Regions from separate parts of the Homo sapiens genome. Here region 1 is linked to region 2. A link is a contact called in ENCODE Hi-C or POLR2A ChIA-PET data. All regions are on one chromosome and are shown on one strand. The core of a region is the stretch at or near the end of the contact, and the rest is flanking DNA. Distances in the headings are between cores, read along the strand shown.

Region 1 (3,417 bases), core at 319-2,818, 38 kb after region 2:
ATGATTGATGTTGTCACGGTGTCTGTGTGAAGAGACCACCAAACAGGCTTTGTGTGAGCAATAAAGCTTTTTAATCGCCTGGGTGCAGGCGGAGTGAGTCGGAAAAAGGAGTCAGCAAAGGGAGATAGGGGTGGGGGCAGTTTTATAGGATTTAGGTAGGTAGTGGAAAATGACAGTTAAAGGGGGTTATTCTCTTGCAGGTGGGGGCAGGGGTCACAAGGTGCTTGGTGGGGAGAGCTGGAGACATATTGTCCAGGAGAAGGAATGTCACAAGGTAATGTCATCAGTAAAGGTAGGAACTGGCTATTTTCACTTCTTTTTGTGGTTCTTCAGTTGCCTCAGGCCATCTGGATGTATAAGTGCAGGCTTGGGCTCAGAAGCCTGACAGAGGTCTCATACCTCCCTAAAATGTATAAAACCAGGCTGTGCCCCAGCTACTTAGGGGAAATGTTGTCAGGACTTCCTGAGGCTGTGTCACGGGCGCATTCTCAACCTTGGCAAAATAAACTTTCTAAATTAACTGAGACCTGTCTCAGATTTTCTGGGTTCAAGTGCCTGTAAACACAACACTTTGGGAGGCCAAGGCAGGAGGATCACTTGCACCCAGGGTTTTGAGACCAACCTGGGCAACAAAGAAAGACCCCATCTCTACAAAAAATAGAAATTAGCCAGCCATGGTGGCACGCACCTGTCTTCCTGGCTATTCAGGAAGCTGAGGCAGGAGGATCGCTTGAATACAGCAGGTCAAGGCTGCAGTGAGCTGTGTTCGTGCCACTGCACTCCAGTCTCGGCGACGGAGTGAGACTGTCACACACACACACACACACACACACATACACACAGGCCGGGCGCGGTGGCTCGCACCTGTAATCCCAGCACTTTGGGAGGCTGAGTCGGGCAGATCACAAGGTCAGGAGTTCGATCACAAGGTCAGGAGCTCGATCACAAGGTCAGGAGCTCGATCACAAGGTCAGGAGCCTGGCCAATATGGTGAAACCCTGCCTCTACTAATAACACAAAAATTAGCCGGGCGTGGTGGCACGCGCCTGTAGTCCCAGCTACTGGGGAGACTGAGGCAGGAGAATCACTTGAACCCGGGAGGTGGAGGTTGCAGTGAGTCGACATCGCACCACTGCACTCCAGCCTGGGTGACGGTGAGACTGTCTCCAAGAAAAAAGAAAGAAAAGCATGTAGTTAACCTGCAACGACATCAAACACAGAGTTTCTTCTCCTTCCTCCTGCAAGGCTCTTGTATTGGTTCGAACCCTGAGAGAACGCCAACAAACAACACAAGGCAGTGTGGAGCAACAGGCAGTTTTAATGAATGCCTGAAGGCAGACCTTCAGGCCATTTCAGGCCGAGGCCTAAAATGGCATCAGCCCCAAATGAGGACGGGCAGGGGTTTTACAGTCTCCCGTAAACAGGAAGTGTTTCAGTCTGTGTATCTACTGCTACGTGATACCCGGTAGGCCTCTCTCTGGGTCTTCAGAACAGCTCTCTCCCCGCTTCTGCTATCTTGCTGACGCACGCTGATGACGTAAGCCGCCTTGCGCCTTGGGACTGGGCCTGAGAAGGGAGGAGTTATTCAGGCCTCCGCCAGCTTCTAGGCCCTGGGGATGGTCTTTCACCTCCCTCTTTCTGATCTCTTTTTCATGCTCCTCCTTGCTCCAAAGAAAAGCCGGATGGCAAAAGAGCCCAGAACCTATTGGTGAGTTCCACGTACGTCAGCCTCCCTGGGAAAAGTCAGGCAGAGATGAAACTGGAGGGTGAAAAGCTATGAGGGTGAAAGTGGATTGAGTGGGCCCAGTGGAAGACGCACAGCACCGTGGATTCCCCTTGCAAGCTTAAGGCCCGCTAGTTGGAATTTAAGGAAAAGAAAACAATAATTTTTTTTTTTTTTTGAGACGGAGTTTCGCTCTCGTCACCCGGGCTGGAGTGCAGTGGCGTGATCTTGGCTCACCACAACCTCTGCCTCCCGGGTTCAAGAGATTCTCCAGCCTCAGTCTCCCGAGTAGCTGGGATTACAGGCATGCGCCACCACACCCAGCTCATTTTGTGTTTTTAGTCGGGGCGGTGGGGCGGGGGGGGGGGGGTTCTCCATGTTGGTCTGGCTGGTCTCGAACTCCCCACCTCGGGTGATCTGCCCGCCTCAGCCTCCCAAAGTGCTAGGATTACAGGTGTGAGCCACCGCGCCGGGCCCAGAAAACTAGGATTTTCATAGGGCTATCCTTCTGTGAGAAACGGAGCTAACATACAGGACTGGACTGCTGTCACATCGATTAACCCAAATCAGAGATCTTAGCCAGTATCAAGCTTTCCTAATAATTTCAAAGATCTGCAGAGAAATGAGGGGAAATGGGGCTAGAGGTGAAGTGAAAAAGTTAAGAGATTTCTGCTGAACTCTAGGAGAGAGATTGCAACTCCTTTTACTTGTCAGGATAGAATAGACTATGATATGATAACAACGCCAAGCTCTCAATTGCTTTACAAAACAAAGGTTTGTTTCTTGCCCATGAAATGCCCACTGTATATCTGGAGGGCCGTCTAGGACAGCTGTGCTGTGTGTGGTTTAAGGCTTTCAATGGTTCATTTTCTGTGTCGACCTGACTGGGCTCAGGCATGCCCAGATAGCTGGTAAAACATAATTTCTGGTTATGTCAACAGACTCAGACAAAGCAGAGACAGGCTTGGGACATCAAGGGTGGACACCCCAGTCCTGTCTTCCCACACTGCACATGGCCCAGGATCGTAGGTGAGGTTTCTAGGTGAGGTCAGTGGGCTTCCTCACACAGCAGGAAACTTTAAATTGTTAAACGGTTTCTCTTTTAGACCCAGGGAGTTCCACAGCCTTTGAGCCATTCTCCAGGCAGTCCTGCCTCCTGGATCCTGGATTCCATTAACTTTAAGCAGGACCTCAGCCAGAGATCAGCCTGCTAGGGACACTCAATGGATGTGTCTCTTCCTCTAAGCAAATATCGTTAGTCTATTTACCCAGAGGCTCAGTGGAGAAACAGTTAAACCGGTTTACCTACCTTGGTTTCTTTATCCCCAGATCAAACTCCAACACCCCCAGGGAAGGGAAGGAATGGATTAGAGGCAGCTGTATAAACACTATTTCTAACATTAAAAGAAGCAGTGTGTGTGTGAGAGAGAGAGAAAGAGAATTATTATTAGGAAGAGAAAGTGAAAAACATGAAGGCAGGAAGACCGCTCACTGGGTCTTCCTTGTATAGGATTGGCATGTGGAAATCAGCAATACCTCTTACTGAAACCATCTTTGAAAATTATAACTGAGGAAATTATGACATGAAAGAAATCAGACCTAACTGACTACATCTTGCTTCTAATCTTTAAGCTGTCCTTGTTTATTCCTGGGTGTAGGCCGAGCTAACTTTGAGAAGGAATTCAGTTCGTGGT
Region 2 (3,268 bases), core at 442-2,941:
TGAGACCCACCCACATTATCAACGGAAAGCGCCTTTACTTAATGTCAATTGATTGTTGACGTTAACCACATCTACAAAATACATCACAGCAACACTTAGATTAGCATTTGATTAAATCACTGGGTACTATAGCCTAGCCAAGTAGACACATACAATTAGCCATCCCAGTAACCCAGACCAGAGATGGGTGGTGAGATTGCAAAAGGATAGATTTAAAACATTAGGGTGTGAGACTTTAGCAAAAGTTTGGCGATGGACTAGAAATGGACACTGAAGGAGAAGACAGCAAGGGTCATGCAGGGCTTTCTGATTCAGGCCACTGGGAGAAGGATGCTGACTTCTCTGACACACAGAGTAGCGTAAACGAGAGGGGAGAGGGCAATGATAATAATGAAGGTGGTGACCTGTTGTGGTTTTAATTCATGCTAAGACTTGTAAAGAAAAAAAAAACGGGATCACGTTGCAGAATCGGAGTGAGATTGTGAAAAAGCAGGACTGTGAAATCTTTGGAAAGAAGTAAGGGGTGCACCCATCCGGCTGCCTTCAGGTGCCATTTGCAATGAGCATAAAGCTGTGACAGAAGTGACTTGCAAGGATCCCTCCAGGGGTCTAATTGCAAGAGTGTCCTTTGCCTGCCAAAGCGGGTGGATCACGAGGTCACGAGATCGAGACCATCCTGGCTAACACAGTGAAACCCTGTCTCTACTAAAAATACAAAAAATTAGCCGGGCGTGGTGGCACGTGCCTGTAGTCCCAGCTACTTGGGAGGCTGAGGCAGGAGAATCGGAGGCTGAGGCAGGAGAATCGCTTGAACCCGGGAGATGGGGGTTGCAGTGAGCCGAGATTGCGCCACTGCATTCCAGCCTAGGCGATGGTGAGACTCTGTCTCAAAAAAAAAAAAAAAAAAAAAATTAAAGCTGATTGTGAATTGCTAAGTGTGAAAAACACAAGTTCTAAAAATACAAAATCAACAGTTAAGATGAATGTTAAGATTTCAGAATATATTTTAATTTGCAGACAAAAAAAAAATCTAGGTCACTGCTATTATTGTTCAATGTGTGAAGAAGAAAATGTAAAGAAACCAATTTTCGTTGACGGATTATAAACTTTTATTCAGTTAGATATTTTTAGGGAAGGAAAAGGGAAGAGTAGGAACCTTTTTTTTTTTTTTTTTGCAGACTTTGGCAACATATTGAGAGCCTGAATTAACACTGAATCCTATGAAAACAGTTTTGTAATTATAATGCTGAATCAGTCTTATGTGTAATTACACCAATATGCTACTCTGTGAAACATTTCTTAAGGGAAATGTTCGTGGTATATTTTGTATTTATGCCACTGTCTTTTATAAAAGGTCTCATTATTTCATGAACTTCAATTTACCAGGCCAAGTCCTAACTGTAGGCTTAGGCAAGGGCCAGCAATGCACGTATATTTCAAGGAGCTTCGTCTGTGCTCTGAGAAACTGTGTCTTGCACAGGTGGAGAAACAGGTAGGCAGTTCAGTTCTGCTCATGGCCATTTAGTGAGGCGGGTTCACATACCTAAAGGGGCCCTAACTGCTCCCAGAAAGCCAGCGCGCATCTCAGGCATTGTTCCAGGACGGCTCCCACGGTTCGCTGTGGAATTCATCATCTTCCGCTTTTTGGCTTCAGTCCCACACTCAGCTTCTGTTTTTGCCTGGCCTCTGGGAACTGCTTTTGGCTTCTGGCTCCCTTCCAAATCCTAACTTTTCATCTATGCCCTTAGGCTTCACCCAGCAGAATCTCAAATAAGAATGATCCTTCCTACCCTGGGTTCCTCAGCCCTTACTTAGCCCTAGTCAAGGGCTAAGTAATCGGGGCGGGGCGGGGCGGGAAGCGTAACTCTTGGCTCTGCCTGTACTCGAGCTGATTAATTTTCAGGGAATTCAGAGCGATTCCTGATTAGACCTCAGAGCACGTGGTTTGACCGGCCATCTGGAAAGGGAGGGACAAGCCACAGACAGTTCATATAAAGGTAAATCCTTTTCTACGGAAAATAATGCACAGAAAGACGATAACCTAGAAAGTTGAAGTTTAATACTTTCTGCTTGGTGTGACCTACTTTCCATCATGAAAAGACCAAAGAAAGTTCAAACAGAACGAACTGAACAGGAAGAGTTGGTCCTTACCAAGAACGTGGTATAATCCATATGAAATGATCACAAAAGCAAAACTGGGGTTTATAATTGTTTACACATCCCCCTAGGCAGAGGACTGGAACAGAAACTATTATAGCATTATTGCTCCATCACAGACTTGCTGTATTTATTGCAGATACCAAGAGTTTAAACTAGTTAGTAAAATATTAATTGTAAGCCAGAAAAATGATATTAAACTGGAAATAATCAGAATAGCTACCATGTACTGAGATTCTAATATATAACGGACTCTGTACTGAGCATTTGACATATTGAATATTCATAAAAACTCACAGAGGTTAAGTATTGCTCCATTTTACTGATAAAGACACTGGCTAGGAAAACTGGCTTAGCCTAATAAGAATAAAGACGTTGCCATAAATAACCAGCGGCAAAGGTAAAATGCTGCCTTTAAGATGTTCTAGTAGTAACTTATTCACTTACAGGGGAGACCAAATTTAAAAGAAAATGAAAGATTAGGGATAACAAACAAGAAACATCAATAATAAAATGCCTGAAACAAACAAGACACATGGAGTCAACTTAAAGCTGAGCCTAGAAACCAGACTGTACTCCCCAGCCCTTTCCAACTCCTAGTTCCTATAGTGAGTCTTGACCTATTTTCTGAACCACCTAGAAAGATCCTTTGTTCTTCCTGATGCATTACATAAAACACATGACTCAGATTAACCAGGTCTGTAAATTAAATAAACACACACACACACACACATACACACACAAATGAAAATGTATTAATCGTGGCTAGTGTAATGAAGGTGAATTTCAGGATAATACATCAGCAATGACTTAATCAGGTTGTCCAGGGAAGGCTTCCTTGAGGAAGGGATAACTGGTTCTAAACTGGTTGGGACAGGGGTGGAAGTGGTTGGAGCGATGTGGCCAAAGTCCGTAGTCCCTCCAGTTATTGGGCAAGAAGTAGATGAGAAGGATTCATCGTGGTTCATGGTGACCAGTTTGAAGGTCATGGAATAAGTAGAAGGTACTATGAAAGAGTAGGTATAGACAGCTCCTTCCAGGATTTGGCTGTGTCGTGGAGGACAAAGCATCTTTGAGTATTTAAGAAATGAAACAAAAAATAAAATCGAGA

What was found. A loop is a pair of places that touch in the nucleus more often than their neighbours do. ChIA-PET counts read pairs that join two places held with the same protein, here RNA polymerase II (POLR2A). Pooled maps may share reads with other maps.
Region 1: a loop to region 2 is called in a map of Calu3, with 2.3 times the contacts of the local background. The contact joins the promoter of ST8SIA6-AS1 here to the enhancer-like site in region 2. A Hi-C loop is called at or near these places in 3 of 168 maps with a recorded cell type or tissue (Caco-2, Calu3 and PC-9) and 7 of 50 pooled maps. POLR2A ChIA-PET finds 5 or more read pairs at or near these places in 3 of 52 experiments (A549, MCF 10A and PC-3).

Annotation. Positions count from the first base shown.
Region 1 is chr10:17,385,368-17,388,784 of GRCh38, forward strand. ST8SIA6-AS1 (ST8SIA6 antisense RNA 1) reads left to right here and starts at 1,569. Exons shown (of 3, transcript NR_034129.1): 1 at 1,569-1,708. The region is part of intron 3 of ST8SIA6 (ST8 alpha-N-acetyl-neuraminide alpha-2,8-sialyltransferase 6); the gene reads right to left.
Region 2 is chr10:17,347,065-17,350,332 of GRCh38, forward strand. The region is part of intron 4 of ST8SIA6 (ST8 alpha-N-acetyl-neuraminide alpha-2,8-sialyltransferase 6); the gene reads right to left. Among named protein-coding and RNA genes, the nearest start is that of ST8SIA6-AS1, 38 kb to the right of the region's middle. Within about 2 kb of position 1,692, at least 15 of the 41 ENCODE cell types and tissues checked have a DNase peak (open chromatin) inside an H3K27ac peak, as active enhancers do; they include PC-3 and PC-9, where a contact is called at or near this core.